Linked DNA regions of Homo sapiens: region 1 is linked to region 2. A link is a loop called in an ENCODE intact Hi-C map of the cell type or tissue named here. Cell type or tissue: CD14-positive monocyte. All regions are shown on one strand. Links, peaks and the distances in the headings refer to the core of each region. The heading gives the core; the rest is flanking DNA.

The links. A loop is a pair of places that touch in the nucleus more often than their neighbours do. Peaks named below come from ENCODE experiments on the same cell type or tissue, not always from the same donor. Only the 100,000 strongest peaks of a DNase experiment are listed, where the experiment ranks them.
Region 1: it touches region 2 in a loop (2.9-fold over the local background); 4 of 110 quality-filtered maps call a loop at or near these places.

The regions. Positions count from the first base shown.
Region 1 is chr17:18,913,124-18,921,775 of GRCh38, reverse strand. The region is part of intron 9 of PRPSAP2 (phosphoribosyl pyrophosphate synthetase associated protein 2); the gene reads right to left. Among named protein-coding and RNA genes, the nearest start is that of SLC5A10, 35 kb to the left of the region's middle. In CD14-positive monocyte, for the core only: no CTCF peak of the experiment used is centred there; a DNase peak (open chromatin) is centred at 4,465.
Region 2 is chr17:18,971,217-18,979,216 of GRCh38, reverse strand. SLC5A10 (solute carrier family 5 member 10) reads right to left here. Exons shown (of 15, transcript NM_001042450.4): 8 at 7,999-8,000; 9 at 2,228-2,363. It overlaps FAM83G (family with sequence similarity 83 member G), which reads left to right. Exons shown (of 6, transcript NM_001039999.3): 5 at 367-1,633; 6 at 7,469-8,000. The coding sequence ends at 7,858. Among named protein-coding and RNA genes, the nearest start is that of SLC5A10, 23 kb to the right of the region's middle. RefSeq lists an enhancer at 7,512-8,000. In CD14-positive monocyte, for the core only: no CTCF peak of the experiment used is centred there; no DNase peak of the experiment used is centred there.

The DNA of each region.
Region 1 (8,652 bases), core at 275-8,274, 58 kb after region 2:
CTAGATTGGGACTTTTCAACTGCTGAGATCTTGGGCCAGACACGTTTATGCTGCAAGGGACCACCCTACGTACTGTGAGAAGTTTAGCAGCATGTTTGGCCTCTACTCACTAGATGCCAGTAGCCACCCCCTTGATTCTGACAATCAAAACTATCTCCAGACATTTCCAAATGACCTCTAGGAGACAATATCCACTCCCTAATTGAGAACCACTGCTCTAGATTGAAAGAGATGAAAGACATATGACAACCAGAGGCAATGTGTGACCCCAGGTGAGCATCAGGAGAGGGCAAAAAAGTGTAACAAAACAAAGCAAAGCAAGATAAATTCCAGAACTGAAGTGACTTTTTACATTTTCAACAGTCCTACTCCCAGGACACTTGACCTCAATGCCGGTGAAAAAGTATAATGAATCACCCTCTAGGAAATCAATTTGACAAAAAGCCTTATATTCATACCTTCTGACTCATTAATCTCACTTTTAGAAGCTTGAAATGAAATAAGCCAAAGTATGGGAAAAGTGTTTTATCCACATATATTTCCTGCCACATTATAAGGGCAAAGAACAGAAGAAAACATAAAAACCCCAAATTAGGCTGTGGTTGGGCAGTCTAAGCCACATTCATACGATGGGTTATTAGCCATAAAAATGCTGTTTACAAGAGGCTGAGGTGGACAAATCGCTTGAGCCTGGGAGGTCAAGGTTGCAGTGAGCCGTGATTGTCACTGCACTCCAGCCTGGGTGACAAAGTGAGACCCAGTCTCAAAGAAAAAAAAAAGAAATTGCTGTTTCCTGTCAAAGTTTCTGGTGACCTGAGATGACACGTCGGGCAGCTGGGAGAAGGAGGCAGCAACATGCACAATTATGTATGAAGCATGCATCGCAGCTTTATGAAAATAAGGGTGAAAAACCAAAAAGAGGCTCACCAAATTAAAGTGGTGTGTCTTTGAATAGTGGCATCAAGCACTAATTATTATTTTCTTCTAACTTTTATGGATAATATTTTCAAATATTATATATAGTGCTTATATTCTGAAAAAGTATTTTCATTGTTTTTTAGTAGGCATATTTTCATCTATAAGAAATCAGAGGATACAAAATAATTTTTAAAATCTAATACTAAATAACAAAATCTTTATATTCGAGATGCTACAGGAAGAATGCTTTCTTTTCCCTTCATATATTATTTGCTAGTACCTTAAAAAAGTATTCTATGTAGGGTGTCCAATCATCAAATGTATAAAAACAATCAAATATTTAGGATCTATGAAACTAAAATTCTACTGCATTCCCAAAGACGGCCTGTAGTGATCACTACTTGAGTCAAAACATAAACATAGAAACATTATAATTAAAATTATGAATGAAACATAAAGATCCCACGAGTAAAGAAATATTAGAAAGAACATAGAGATCATCCAGTCCTATGAACTCATTTCCAGATGGGAAACCTGTAGTTCAGTGTCTGCAGTCCAGAGTCCACTCCCAAAGGCCACACCAAAAGCTAACACCCAGCAAGTTCCAAAGAAGCAGCGTTCATCTAAAGACTGCCAACGCGTTCCTCATCACAGCCCATGTGCTTACAGGACTGAAGAGGAACATATATTCTTCCATGCTCCCGGGCATGGCTCATCTCACCAATGGTCCCAGCCAGCCCTTGCAGGGTTCTGCTGAGGTTCCTAGACACAAGCCCCTCTGAGGCCAGGCAAGGATTCTGAAAGGGAGCGGCAGCCCCAGGCCTACCCCCCAGCACCAACAGCCTGGGCACGTGAGGCTGTGAGAAATGCACACACAAGCAAAAGGCTTTGAGGTCCTGAGCCAAACGCTTTATTAACACCCTCCCAGCCCCAAATCCTGAACCCTGGCTCTATCTCACTGCCTTCCTCCTCCTTAAATCCCCATTACTAAGTCCAAGAGACCCAAGAACACAGTGGAAAAAGCACAGGTTTTAGTCAGACATGTCCAGCTTGTCACTATGTGACTGCAGGGAAGTCGCTTTCTCTTTCTGATCCTGTTTATCTATAAAGTGGAAAATCATCACTCAATTAAAAGGGCTGTACTGGAGACTAATACACTAAAAATGTTCATTCCCTCCTGCTATCTTTTTTAGAGACAGGGTCTCACTCTGTCACACAGGCTGGAGTGCAGTGGCACCATCATGGCTCACTGCAGCCTCGACTTCCTGGGTTCAAGTGATCCTTTCACCTCACTCTCAAGTAGCTGGGATTACAGGCACACCACCATGCCTGGCTAATTTTTTTTTTTTTGAGAGGTAGTCTCACTGTGTTGCCCAGGCTGGAGTGCAGTGGCACAATCTCAGCTCACTGCAACCTCTGCCTCCTGGGTTCAAGTGATTCTCCTGCCTCAGCCTCCTGAGTAGCTGCGATTACAGGCACGAACCACCACACCTGGCTAATTTTTATATTTTTTAGTAGAGACAGCGTTTCGCCATCTTGGTCAGTTTGATCTTGAACTCCTGACCTCATGATCCACCCACCTCGGCCTCCCAAAGTGCTGGGATTACAGGTGTGAGCCACTGCGCCCAGCCGCCTGGCTAATTTTTAAACTTTTTGTAGAAACGGGGTTGTGCTATGTTGCCCAGGCTGGTCTCAAACTCCTGGGCTCAAGCAAACCTTCCACCTTAGCCTTCCACAGTGCTGGGATTAAAGGAGTGCGCCAAAGTACCTGGCCTCCCTCCCATCGTCTTTTTAACATTTCTCAATGTGCTCTGTCACTTTCATTCCCATTGTTACCAACCCCTAGAGCAATAACGCACAACAGAAATGAAAGCCACATATGCAATTTCAGATTTTCTAGTAGCCACATTACAAAAGCACAAAAAAAGGTAAAATTAATTTTAATAACATGTTTGATTTGATTCAACATATCAAAATATTACCATTTTAACACAGAGTCAATAAAACTTCACTAATGAGATACTTACATTAAAGTTTTCAGATTAGGGGTGTGTCCTTCACACTCCCACTGCTCCCCACCCCGTTCCCAGTGTGCAGGAGCCACATGTAGCCAGTGGCCACCCGACTGGACAGCATAGCCCAAGAGATCAAGCTCTCCTCCCATGTGCCTGCTCAACTTCATCAGCCTCCCGGATCTGGCCTCTGCACTTGCAGCCCTATCCCAAACACAGATGCAGGCCTGGCCTGCTGAACACTAAATGGCCCGGATCGAGAGCCTTTGTGGGCTGCCTTCTAGGACACGAGTGTATTTACTGGTATTCAAAGTCCTCCTTGGTTGGCTCCCCGCAGATACTGCTATCTTAGTCCATCTCTTCCCTCCAGGGGCCTCCTGGTAGTCAGGCTAGTGTCTTCCTGGCCACACCATGGCCCATCACTGAACGTCTCACCACTGCAGTCCTATCTCACTCACATAAGGCAGGCAGTGCTGGGTCCTGAGGGCTCGTCCTGGGCTTTCCACCATCTTGGCCTATCATGGGTCCACTCTGAGGATGGCCTCTTGCTGTCGCTCTTTTTCAGAAAAACAACAGGCCCAAGAACACACAGCTGATAAGTGATGGAGCCAGATGCAAACTCAAGCTCAGTCCCCCACCCCTTAGGAGATTTAACCCCTGCCCAGATGGCCTTCCCTTTCCACCTCAGTTGGGATCTACAAAGTATAGCTGGAATCCCAGCTGCGTGCATGGCTATCCCAACCACACTAGTTCCTTCTCTGGTTTTTTTTTCCCTCTATTTATAAATGAGCAAACTCCTGGGCAAGGCAAAAACCTAACAGTCCAGAATATACCTCTGTGACCTAAAAATTATTTTGAGCTGAAAGCATTTGAGTTCCTGAAGTCCCTTATATGCTGAAAAGCAGAGCCTCACAAAATAACTCCAAAGAACTCAACTGTGATAAATCTCCTCCCTGGGAACACCAGGGAAGACTGACTCTTATCGCTTAAGACCAGAAGAAGTCCAGACCACACCTAAACAGACGCTGTCAAAAACTAGCCTCTCTCCCATCTTTTCTCCTCAGCGCCCACTTCCCATCAGTCCCCTCCCTCCTCCTCTTCCCCTATTAAGGAGTCATCTTGGCCGGGCGCCTGTAATCCCAGCACATTGGGAGGCCGAGGCGGGCGAATCACTTGCAGTCAGTTCGAGGCCAGCCTGGCCAACATGGCGAAACCCTGTCTCTACTAAAAAAAAAAAAAAAAAAAAAAAAAAAAAAAAAAATAATAATAATAATAATAATAATAATAATAATAATAATACCAAAATTACCTGGGCATGGTGGCATGTACCGGTAGTCCCAGCTACCCAGGAGAATCGCCTGAACCTGGGAGGCCGAGGTTGCAGTGTGCCATGATTGCACCACTGCACTCCAGGCTGGGCAAAAGAGCGTTTCAAAAAAAAAAAAAAAGAAGTCATCTGTTTTCCCACAGGGGCCTTTTCTGCCCCTCCTGTTCCCCTATTAAGATGCTATATAAGCCCCAAATTGTAACCACTTCGAGTCACATTTTTGTGACTCACAAAAGAGTTTAATCACACACATCTGTATGTATGTGATTAAACTGCCTTTCCTCTTCCTCATCTGTCTTTTGCCAGTTTAGTCCATATGCCACCAAACACTGAATCTATGAGGGCAGGGGGTTAGGGTTCTTCCCCAACAACTCGAAGGTGGCATTTTTTTTTTTAATTAAGAAGATGTTATTAAGGCATGGGGAAGTTTCTTAAACACAAAAACAAATTCATGCATAACTCTACCACCCCAACCCAACTACATTCATTCTTCCTATTTCCTCCTGGTCTTTGCATAGACAAAGAGAGTGCTGTGGTCTGAAGATGGTGTCCTCTCAAAATGCTATGTTGGAACTTAATACCCAATGTGATAGTATTAACAGTGGGGCCTTTGGGAAATGATTAAGGCTCAAGGCCTCTGCCTTCATGAACAGGATTAGTGCCCTTACAGAGAGCTGCCTTGCTCCTTCCACCATCTGAGGACACAGTAACAAGGTGCCACCTCAGGAGCAGAGTGAGCCCTCATCAGACACCAATCTGCTGGTGCCTTGATCCAGGACTTCCCAGTCTCCAGAACTGTGAGCAATGAATTTCTGTTGTTTATAAATTACCCAGTCTGGCCGGGTGCAGTGGCTCATGCCTGTAATTCCAGTACTTTGGGAGGCTGAGGTGGACGGATCACCTGAAGTCAGGGGTTCGCGACCAGCCTGACCATCATGGAGAAACTCTGTCTCTACTAAAAATACAAAAATTAGCCAGTCGTGGTGGTGCGCGCCTGTAATCCCAGCTACTCAGGAGGCTGAGGCAGGAGAATCGCTTGAACCCGGGAGGTGGAGGTGGAAGTTGCGGTGAGCCAAGATCGTGTCATTGCACTCCAGCCTGGGCAACAAGAGCGAAATTCCGTCTCAAAAAAAAAAAAAAAATACCAAGTCTAAGGTATTTTGTTATAGTAGCCTTAACAAACTAAGACAGAAATTGGTACTGAGAAGTGAGTTGCTGCTGTATTAAATACCCACCAATGCAGGAGTGGCTTTGGAACTGGGTAATGGGCAGAGGCTGGAAGAGGAAAAGGCTAGAAAAAGACTGTATTGCTATGTACAGACCGTAAAGGGGAGCTCTGGTGAGAGTTCTGCTTTGGTTTGGATGTAGTTTGTCTCCACTAAAACTTATGTTAAAAATTTGGGCCAGGCGCAGTGGCTCACGCCTGTAATCCCAGCACTTTGGGAGGCCGAGGTAGGCAGATTGCCTGAGCTCAGGAGTTCAACCAGCCTGGGCAACAAGGTGAAACCCCATCTCTACTAAAATACAAAAAATTAGCCGGGTGTGGTGGCATGCACCTGTAGTCCCAGCTACTCGGGAGGCTGAGGCAGGAGAACTGCTTGAACCCAGGAGGTGGAGCTTGCAGTGAGCCAAAATCGTACCACTGCACTCCAGCCTGGGCGACAGAGCAAGACTCCGTCTCAAAAAAAAAAAAAAATTGATCCCCAGTGTGCGCTATTGAGAGGTGGGGCCTAGTGGGAGATGTTTGGGTCACAGAGGCAGATCCTTCATGAATGGATTAATGCCTTCCTATGGGGGTGAGTGAGTTCTTGCTCTCAGGGCACTTAGTTCCCATGAGAACAGGTTGTTATAAAAATGAGTTTGGCTTCCCAGGCTCTCTCGTTTCCTCTCTTGCCATGTGATTTCTCTGCACCCGCCTGCTCACTTTTCTTCTCCACCATGTTTCAACCTAGTGTGTGGCCCTCACCAGAAACTGCCAGATGTGATGCTATGCTCTTTAACTTACCAGCCCGAAGAACTGTGAGCTAAATAAAGTGTCTTCTTTATAGAATACCCAGTCTTATATAGTCTGTTATAGCAACACAAAACAGACTAAGACAGGCTCAGAAGAAAACAGCTGTAAAGAAAGCCTCAATCTTCTTAGAAATGATCTAAGTGGTCATGATCACAATGCTAGTAGAAAAACAGACAGTAGGCTGGTCATGGTGGCTCACACCTGTAATTTCAGCACTTTGGGAGGCTGAGGTGGAAGGATCGCTTTGAGCCCAAGAGTTCAAAACCAACCTGGGCAACATGGCAAAACTCCATCTCTACATAAAATACAAAAATTAGCCAGACATGGTGGCACATGCCTGCAGTCCCAGCTATTTGGGAGGCTGAGGTGGGAGGATCGATTGAGCCCAGGAGGTCAAGGCTGCTGTGAGCTGTGATCACACCACTGCACTCCAGCCTGAGCAAGAGAGTAAAACACTGTCTCAAAAAAAAAAAAAAAAAGGTCGGGTGCAGTGGTTCATGTCTGTAACCCCAGCACTTTGGGAGGCTGAGGCAGGCGGACCACTTGAGTTCAGGAGTTTTGAGACCAACCTGGCCAACATGGTGGAATGCCATCTCTATTAAAAATACAAAAATGAGCCAGGTGTGGTGGTGTGCACCTGTAGTGCTAGCTACTCAGGAGGCCGAGGCATGAGAATTGCTTGAACCCGGGAGCTGGAGGTTGCAGTGAGCCGAGATTGCACCACTGCATTCCAGCCTGGGTGACAGAGTGAGACTCCATCTCAAAAAAAAAAAAAGGGCAGTGAAATAGAATCTTTGGCAAAAGAGGGTGCATGGCTGCTCTTGACTGCTTATACTAAAATCCAAGAAGATGAATTAAAGATGAGATTTATCATCAAAGGGGAGGTAGAACTTAAATATTTGGAAAATTATCAGCCTGGCCATCTTGTAAAGAATGTAAAAGCAAGGCTGGATGCAATGGCTCAGGCCTATAAGCCCAAGAGTTTGGGAGGCCAAGGAGGGAGGATTGCTTGAGCCCAAGAGTTTGTGACCAACCTAGGCAACAAAGCAAGACCCCGTCTCTACCAAAAAAAAAAAAAAAATTAGCCAGGCCTGGTGCACACATCTATAGTCCCAGCTACTTGGGAGGCTGAGGTAGGAGAATGGCTTGGGCCCGGGAGGTGGAGGCTGCAGTGAGATCTGATCGCACCACTGTACTCCAGCCTGGAAGACAGATCAAGACTCTGTCTCAAAAAAAAAAAAAAAAAAAAAAAAAAGCAAAAACATGTTCAGGACAGAACTCCAAGTGTGTAGCCAAGCAAACTTTTCTTTTTTCTTTTTTTTTTTGAGATGGTGTCTCACTCTGTTGCCATGCTGGAGTACGGTGGCACAGTCTTGGATCTCAGCTCACTGCAACCTCCAACTCCCTGGTTCAAGTGATTCTCCTGCCTTAGCCTCCCGAGTAGTTGGGATTTAAGGCACGCACCACCATGCCCAGCTAATTTTTGTATTTTTTGTAGAGACGGGGTTTCATCATGTTGGCCAGGCTGGTCTTGATCTCCTGACCTCGTGATCCACCTGCCTCGGCCTCCCAAAGTGCTGGGATTATAGGTGTGAGCCGCCGCGCCCAGCCACCAAGCAAACATTTGATAAGGAGATTAGTATGGATAGAAAGAAGCCAGACGGCCAGGAGTGGTGGCTCACACCTGTAAGCACTTTGGGAGGTTAAGGCGGGTGGATCACTTGAGCTCAGGAGTTCAAGACCAGCCTGGGCAACATGGTAAAACTTTGTCTCTACAAAAAATACAAAAATTAGCCAGGTGCGGTGGCAAGTGCTTGTAGTTCCATCTACTCATGAGGCTGAAGTGGGAGGACTGCTTGGGCCCAGGAGGTGAGACTGCAATGAGCCATGATCGCACAACTGCACTCCAGCCTGGGTGACAGAGTGAGACCTTGTCTCAAAAAAAAAAAAAAAAAAAAAAAAAGAACCAGACGCTATTCATCAAGACAGTGACTCAATGACCCCAAAGGCATTTCTGAGATCTTTGTGACTGCCCATCTCATCATAAGCCTAGAATGCCAGGGTCTTGGGGGCAGAACGATTTCAAGGCTCCACTTCCCACATTCCAGAATACTCCTTACCCACTCCAGCTATAGCTCAAGCAGGTCCAACTATAGCTCGGGCCACCCCTCTGGAAGGCACAGGCAACAAACCACAGTGGTGTCCGTGCAGGGCCATCTCCACAGTGCACAGAGTGAATGAGCTGTGGGGGCACATCTACCTCTACCCAGACTTCAAAGGATGCCCCAAAGAGTGCCAGGGCCCAAGCAGAGAACTGTCACAAGGGCAGGGCCACCAGAGAGACCCCACTAGGGCAATGCCCAGTGGAGTTGTGGGGCAAG
Region 2 (8,000 bases), core at 1-8,000:
GTGGGCGCTGCCCATGGTTACATGGGGGTTGGTGGCAGCATAGACGCATGGCAGCAGCGGCCACCACATGCAGAACCCCCCACAGTGTCCAGGGCCTTCCTGAGCTGCTTAGTGAATCCTGTACCAGCCTGAGAGGAGCACAGTGCCCTGTCATTTGCAGAGGTGGGAATGGGCTTGGTGCAACCAACTTGCTTGACATCCGACTCAGTCTGACCCCACAGTATGCACCTGCTCTCTGCCCCCATTCACTTCTTGATCCCAGGGCCCTGTGGCCACAGTCTGAGGCCCAGCGGCTATGGGTGCACGGGGGCTGGGCGGAGGAAGCAGGGTCATGTGCCTGACCAGCGCCCCCTCCCTCTGTTGCAGCTTCACGTGGTCGGCCGCGCGGACGGACCGGAATGTGATCTCTGTGCTGTCTGGCCAGGTGGTGGAGATGTTTGACCGGCAGTTCCAGGAGCTGTACCTCATGTCACACAGTGTGAGCCTCAAGGGCATCCCTATGGAGAAGGAACCGGAGCCGGAGCCTATTGTGCTGCCCTCTGTGGTCCCCCTGGTGCCCGCGGGCACTGTGGCCAAGAAGCTCGTCAACCCCAAGTACGCACTTGTCAAGGCCAAGAGCGTCGACGAGATTGCCAAGATCTCCTCTGAGAAGCAGGAGGCCAAGAAGCCCCTGGGGCTGAAAGGCCCAGCGCTGGCTGAGCATCCAGGGGAACTCCCCGAGCTGCTGCCACCCATCCACCCAGGACTGCTTCACCTGGAGAGGGCCAACATGTTTGAGTACCTGCCCACGTGGGTGGAGCCAGACCCGGAGCCTGGCAGCGACATCCTGGGCTACATCAATATCATCGACCCCAACATCTGGAACCCCCAGCCCAGCCAGATGAACCGCATCAAGATCCGTGACACCTCCCAGGCCAGCGCCCAGCACCAGCTGTGGAAGCAGAGCCAGGACAGCAGGCCCCGTCCAGAGCCTTGCCCTCCCCCAGAGCCCAGTGCCCCCCAGGACGGTGTCCCAGCTGAGAACGGCCTCCCCCAGGGGGACCCTGAGCCATTGCCCCCCGTGCCCAAGCCCCGGACAGTCCCTGTGGCAGATGTACTAGCCCGGGACAGCAGTGATATTGGCTGGGTCCTGGAGCTCCCCAAAGAGGAAGCTCCCCAGAATGGGACAGACCATAGGCTACCCAGGATGGCAGGCCCAGGCCACGCCCCACTCCAGCGGCAGCTATCTGTGACCCAGGATGACCCCGAGAGCCTCGGGGTGGGGCTCCCCAATGGGCTGGATGGGGTGGAAGAAGAAGATGATGACGACTACGTAACCCTCAGTGACCAGGACAGCCACTCAGGCAGCTCCGGCCGTGGCCCTGGCCCCCGACGGCCCTCAGTGGCTTCCTCTGTGTCAGAGGAGTACTTCGAGGTGAGAGAGCACTCAGTCCCTCTCCGGAGGCGCCACTCAGAGCAAGTGGCCAACGGGCCAACCCCACCACCGCGCCGGCAGCTGAGTGCCCCCCATATAACCCGAGGGACCTTTGTTGGACCCCAGGGTGGCTCCCCATGGGCCCAGAGTCGGGGAAGAGAAGAAGCAGATGCGTTGAAGAGGATGCAGGCCCAGCGCTCCACAGACAAGGAGGCACAGGTGGGTCAGGGTCCCTGCACACCAGGGGTCACGAGTCCCTCCCTGCCAGCCACCCAAGAGCTCGAGCTGTTGTCTTCTGGGCTACCATGTCCCTGACTCTGATGACTTCAATTCCCTTGTTACAGATGGGGAAACTTGATGAACAGGCAGGGGTGGGAACCGGCCAGGGCCATATGGAAGGCCATCATTAATGCTGGGGACTCTTGGTCCCAGCATCCTGAAAAGGCAACCTAAGAAAATGCACGTTTCCCCACCTAGAGGTCTCCAAAGCCTGTGGTTAGAGGATCTTGATGGCACCTGCCAGATGGGTGGCACAGTCCCTAGTTTGCAGATGAGGAAAAGGCGGGGCACAGGGACGTTCATTTACAGCCTTGAGGTCACACAGCAGTAAGTGATACCTGTCCAGACCTTGTGCCAAGCCACATCCATGTTAATCCCTTTGATTGTGGCCCTGAGGACCACTCTCCCCACTCCCCAGGTTGGGGAACAGTTCACATCTATCCTTTGCCTCTTCTTCTGGTGACGTTTGCAGGACAAGGTCCCAGAACCCTGGGTGCCCTGCAGCCTGGGTTCAGTGCCCGGAGCCCGTCCTACCTGGGAACAATGCGCGGCTGATCATGCCCGGCATGATGATCAGGCCCATGGGGAGCATCTTGAGGTAGCTGGCCAGGATGGAGCCCGCCTTGGCATGGTTCAGGTCCCGGGCTGACAGTGATCGCTGCACGATGACCTGGGGGTGGAGTGCGAGACGGGGTGAGTCCAAGCCTGAGGGACACTTGTGTCAGGATTGGTCCTTGGTGGGCCTCAGGGAATGGGCATGAGGCACGATGATGTCCCATTAGCCTCTGACCTGCCCAAAACAGCCACACTCAAAGCCCCAATACTGTCAGGGTCCCACCAGGAGAGCTCACTTCAGCAGGCCAAGCAGCGAGAGCCGAGGTACACTCATTCCCAGGGACTCAGTCCCCTGACCTGTCAATAGGGGAGGTGTGGATCCTGCCCAGCCCACCACCCCTGGCAATTGTCAGGGCTGGAGGAGACCCTGGGTGGGGTGGTATGGGGACATACACCCCTACCCTCATCTCCTGGACCCTCATGACAGCAGCTGGCACATTTATAGTGCCAGGAGCAGACACTGGCGCCAACTGTGTTTGCATGGCTGGCAGAGTTCAGGTGCTTTAAGACCTGGGGTTTTGAAAGCTTGCAGTTCAGTAGCAGAGGGAGGCTAGAAGCTATCTGAGGACACCGGCCCTTCTGGGAGCCTTCAGCAAATCCTAACCAGGCCTTTCCAGATTTGCAGAATGGGAGGAGGGAGCGGTAATTTGGACCCATAATGTCTGAGATCTCTCCCAGCACTGATATTACGATTCTACTTCAAAAGAGTTACTTTTTTTTTGAGTCGGAGTCTTGCTCTGTCGCCCAGGCTGGAGTGCAGTGGTGCGATCTCGGCTCACTGCAAGCTCCGCCTCCGGGTTCACGCCATTCTCCTGCCTCAGCCTCCCAAGTAGCTGGGACAACAGGCGCCTGCCACCACGCCCGGCTAATTTTTTGTATTTTTAAAATAGAGACGAGGTTTCACCTTGTTAGCCAGGATGGTCTTGATCTCCTGACCTCGTGATCGCCCGCCTCGACCTCCCAAAGTGCTGGGATTACAAGCGTGAGCCACCGTGCCCAGCCCAAAAGAGTTACTTTTTAAACAGCTTTATTGAGATATTCACAGACCATATAATTCACCCAAAGTGTACACTGTTCCCATGGTTTTTAGTACGTTCACAAAGTTGTACGACCTATGACTCTGAAACGTAACTAGTTTTCCTTTGCGGTTCCACAGTTTAAGTCACCAGCTGCAACTCAGGAGCAGGAAGCCTCTATGATTTTTTTTTTCTTTGAGATGGAGTTTCACTCTTGTTGCCCAGGCTGGAGTGCAATGGCGCAATCTCGGGTCACCGCAACCTCTGCCTTCCAGGGTTCAAGGGATTCTCCTGCCTCAGCCTCCCAAGTAGCTGGGATTACAGGCATGAGCCACCACGCCCGGCTAATTTTTTTTTGTATTTTTAGTAGAGATGGGGTTTTACCATGTTGGTCAGGCTGGTCTTGAACTCCCGACTTCAGGTGATCTGCCCGCCTCGGCCTCCCAAAGTGCTGGGATTACAGGTGTGAGCCACCGCATCCGGCTGCCTCCGTGATTTTAACTTACTTTCCAAGCTTGCTAGTTTAACGGACGGCTCCCAGCATTTACCCCTAAGCTGTGGATGTCACGGAAACATTAATTACAGAGGCTAGGAATGCCTGCGGGCTGCAGCCTCCGAACGCAGGGCAAGCTGCTGTCCTTCCTGCTTCTCTGCCAGCTTGCTGTGACTTGGGAGAAGCCCTTGCCTCAGTTTGGGCCTCAGTTGCCCCATCTGGACAATGAGAGAGTTAGACGGTGGTTCTGTCTAGGTGCTTGGGAGAGAAGCATTTCCCTAAGACCCTGAATGTCTTTTTGCCATTGGTGGGATATTTGCCTCTATATTCCAATCTGTGCTCATGTCAGCTGGCCCTGGGACAGGTGCTGTCACCCCAAGTAGAGAAGCTGAGGCTCAGAGTTTCCATGAGCTGTGAGGCCTGCCAGTCCCCCTGAATAGGGCAGGGGCTTTCCCCACCCCTGACTGTCAGATAGCAAGGCTGGGCCCCCAACTCAGATGTCAGCAGGCCACTGCTCACCCCCACCTCCCAGCACTGGTGTCTAGTCCCAGCCAGGCGCTCTTCCCTGAGGAAGCCGGCACTCACTCCCTGAGTGGCCATTTCACCTTGGGCTCCTCATCTGCAAAATGAGGAGAGTTGTTGCAACGACTTAAGTGAGGCTGCTAGTGTAGCCGGCCAAGCCTGTCCCTGGCTCCTCAAGGGCCTCCGGTGAATGTGAGTTCTCTTTCTCAGGGAAGATGATGAGTGAGTTTTGGGGTGTGGCCATTGGAGTCAGCACGCTGCCCACGAAAGCTGTGGTTGCTGTTATGACTGAGGTGGCTGCTACTGACTAAGGGAGGGCACCCGGCCTGGAGCTGCGGCATCAGCAGGTGACAGAGCTGGCAGGACCCTGGGAGGCCTTCTGGTCTGTGCACTGCCCTGTTTCACAGACAGGGACACCAAGGCCCAGGGAGGGGCAGGGGCATAGCCCAGACGGGAGCCCAGACCAGGGCTCTGTCCACTGGACCCTTTGCCTCTTTGTTACTGGTTTTGTTTCTGGTTAGAAAAATGCCACCTACTTGTCATGGATGAGCCAGAAGATAGTGAACGGTCCATGCCTGTATCCCAGCACTTTGGGAGGCCAAGATGGGTGGATTACTTGAGGTCAGGAGTTCAAGACCAGCCTGGCCAACATGGTGAAACCCCATTTCTACTAAAAATACAAAAATTGGCTGGGCATGGTGGCTCATGCCTGTAATCCCAGCACTTTGGGAGGCCTAGGTGGGCGGATCACGAGGTCAGGAGTTCGAGACCAGCCTTGCCAACATGGTGAAACCCCGTCTCTATTAAAAATACAAAAATTAGCCGGGCATGATGGTACACGCTTGTAATCCCAACTACTTAGGAGGCTGAGGCAGGAGAATTGCTCAAACCCAGGAGGCGGAGGTTGCAGTGAGCTGAGATCACACCACTGCACTCCAGCCTGGGTGACAGAACAAGACTATGTCTCTGGGAAAAAAAAAAAAAAAAAAAAAACTTAAAAAAAAATACAAAAATTAGCCGAGTGTGGTGGCACATGCCTGTAGTCCCAGCTACCTGGGTGGCTGAGACAGGAGAATCACTTGAACCCAGGAGGCGGAGGTTGCAGTGAGCCGAGATGGTGCCACTGCACTCCAGCCTGAGCAACAGAGCAAGACTCCATCTTAAAAAAAAGCAAAACACCCCTATGGTCTCAACACACAGAACTGCTACCTCCCTTCTGACTAGACTGTGGCTATCTTTGAGGGCTACCCTGGCCACAGAGCAAAGTGGAGTCAGACCTCTAGGTGCCCCTAAAAGTCCCCAGTGTCAGTGAGAGCCACACAGAGACCAGGAACCTCAAGTAGGACTAGTGCCTGGGTTTCTGGACCGAGGCCCCGCATCCACCAGGCAGACCCAGCCCAAGGGGTAGAGGATGGGGAGGTAGGGCAGAGGCCAGGCTACAGCTCCAATGCTGGTTGGTGTCCTGAACCACCTGGGGTCAGCAGTGTTCCTCCTCCACCTCCCTGTGTGATCCTCTCTGGGCCTCGGGCTCCTTATCTGTGCAGTGGGGCCTGCCCAACCCTGACCCCAAGGCCAGGACATGTGCAGATTCGTTTGGCCTTGATGGGAAAATCTCCTGACTGATGTTCCACCCAGAGAAGACCGTGCCATGCCAAGCCCATGCTGCATTGGGAGGAGGTGGGAGGTGGCGGGTGTAAAGGGGCTCAGCCTGGCAGGGTACCACTTGCCTACTGTGCCCTCCACGGCCAACCTTTCACCAGCCCCTTGCCCACTGGGGCTGGCCCTCAGCCCTCCCAGGAGAACTGGGCAGACGCCTGCTGTGAGCCCACATGTTCCCTGGAAAGCCCTCCCATGAGGCATGGCGGATGTGGGCAGCTTGTGAGCACAGCATGCCGGAGCATGAGGGGCCCTGCTTGAGGACCACGTGTTACAGATGGGGAAACTGAGGCCCAGCCTTCCAGAGCTTCTGATAGCTCCTAGTTGGGGTCTGTTCTTTTTTTTTTTTTTTTTAGACGGAGTCTCGCTCTGTCCCCCAGGCTGGAGTGCAGTGGCACAATCTCGGCTCACTGCTCACTGTCAACTCCACCTCCTGGGCTCACGCCATTCTCCTGCCTCAGCCTCCCGAGTAGCTGGGACTACAGGCGCCTGCCACCGTGCCCAGCTAATTTTTTGTATTTTTAGTAGAGACGGGGTTTCACTGTGTTAGCCAGGATGGTCTCGATCTCCTGACCTCGTGATCCGCCCATGTCAGCCTCCCAAAGTGCTGGGATTACAGGCTTGAGCCACCGCCCCCGGCCAGGTCCGTTCTTACTGTTGGAACCCAGGGAGGGTCTCTGGGCAGATACTGATGGAGCCCGTGCTGCTTGGGAGAGGAAGAGCAGAGTCGGGAACCACGGAAAAGTCACTCCACTCTGGGTTCGGATCCAGCTCTGTCTCTGGCCTCAGTGCTCTGGCCTATGAATGGAGCTGGTCGGGCCTACTCCCAGGGTAGGCCACGTGGGAAAGGCTTGTGTGAGCGCTGTGATCGTTCATTCCACAGAGGCTGGCTGTGGCTGCCTTGTCCTATGGTGGACCCCTGGGGCTGGGTCCAGAGGCATGGACAATTGTGGGGCCTGTGCCCACTGCTTCACAGGCCTTTTCCCACCCCCATGCTCCCTGGAGCTGCCCACGGCCTTTGGGACAAGCAAAGCAAGGGCACCATCTGCTTCTGCCCAGAGACAGGAAGCAGCTCATCTGAGGTCACCTGGAGGGCTGGTGACAGGGTCTTGAGGGCAGGGCCAGAGTCACCCCCTGCACTCAACAGAAACTCCTGCATTGCCTCCAACAACCCCATTCAGCCCATTTCCAACCACGTCCCAGGCCTGTGTCGGAATAGAGGAGGCTGCGGGGGTGAGCTGGGAGGAAGCTGCCTTGCTACACCCACAAAGGGCAGGATTATTCCCATATTACAGACAGGGGAACTGAGGCATCGAGTGACTAAACCAACTGGTCTAGGCCCACTCCCTGGTGAATGGCAGAGCCAGGAGGCGAACCCGGGCCTGCCGGCTCCTGTGTGCCTGAGCAGGGTCCTGTGCTGGGGCGGGGTTGGCCCTTCTTGCTCAGCCTCACTCTCTGCTCTCTCTCTCCCAGGGCCAGCAGTTTCATCATCACAGGGTCCCTGCCTCAGGGACTAGGGATAAAGACGGCTTCCCAGGACCCCCTAGGTACCGCTCTGCTGCTGACAGCGTCCAGAGCTCTACCAGAAACGCTGGCCCAGCCATGGCTGGCCCCCACCACTGGCAGGCCAAGGGAGGTCAGGTACCCCGCCTGCTTCCGGATCCCGGCAGCCCAAGACTGGCCCAAAATGCCCGCCCCATGACCGATGGCAGGGCCACCGAGGAGCATCCGAGTCCCTTCGGAATCCCATACTCCAAACTGTCTCAGTCGAAGCACCTAAAGGCCAGGACGGGCGGTAGCCAGTGGGCCTCATCGGATTCTAAACGGAGGGCTCAAGCCCCCCGGGACCGCAAAGACCCCTAGCAGCATGTCCCAGCCTGGAGCCACACCTTCTGAGGCCCCAGCCCAGACTCATGACGCGGAGGGCAGACAGGCCGCCTGGGCCTACCAGAGCCCACTGGGACGGCAGGAAGGTGGGATGGGCGGGAGACGTTGGCACTCACCT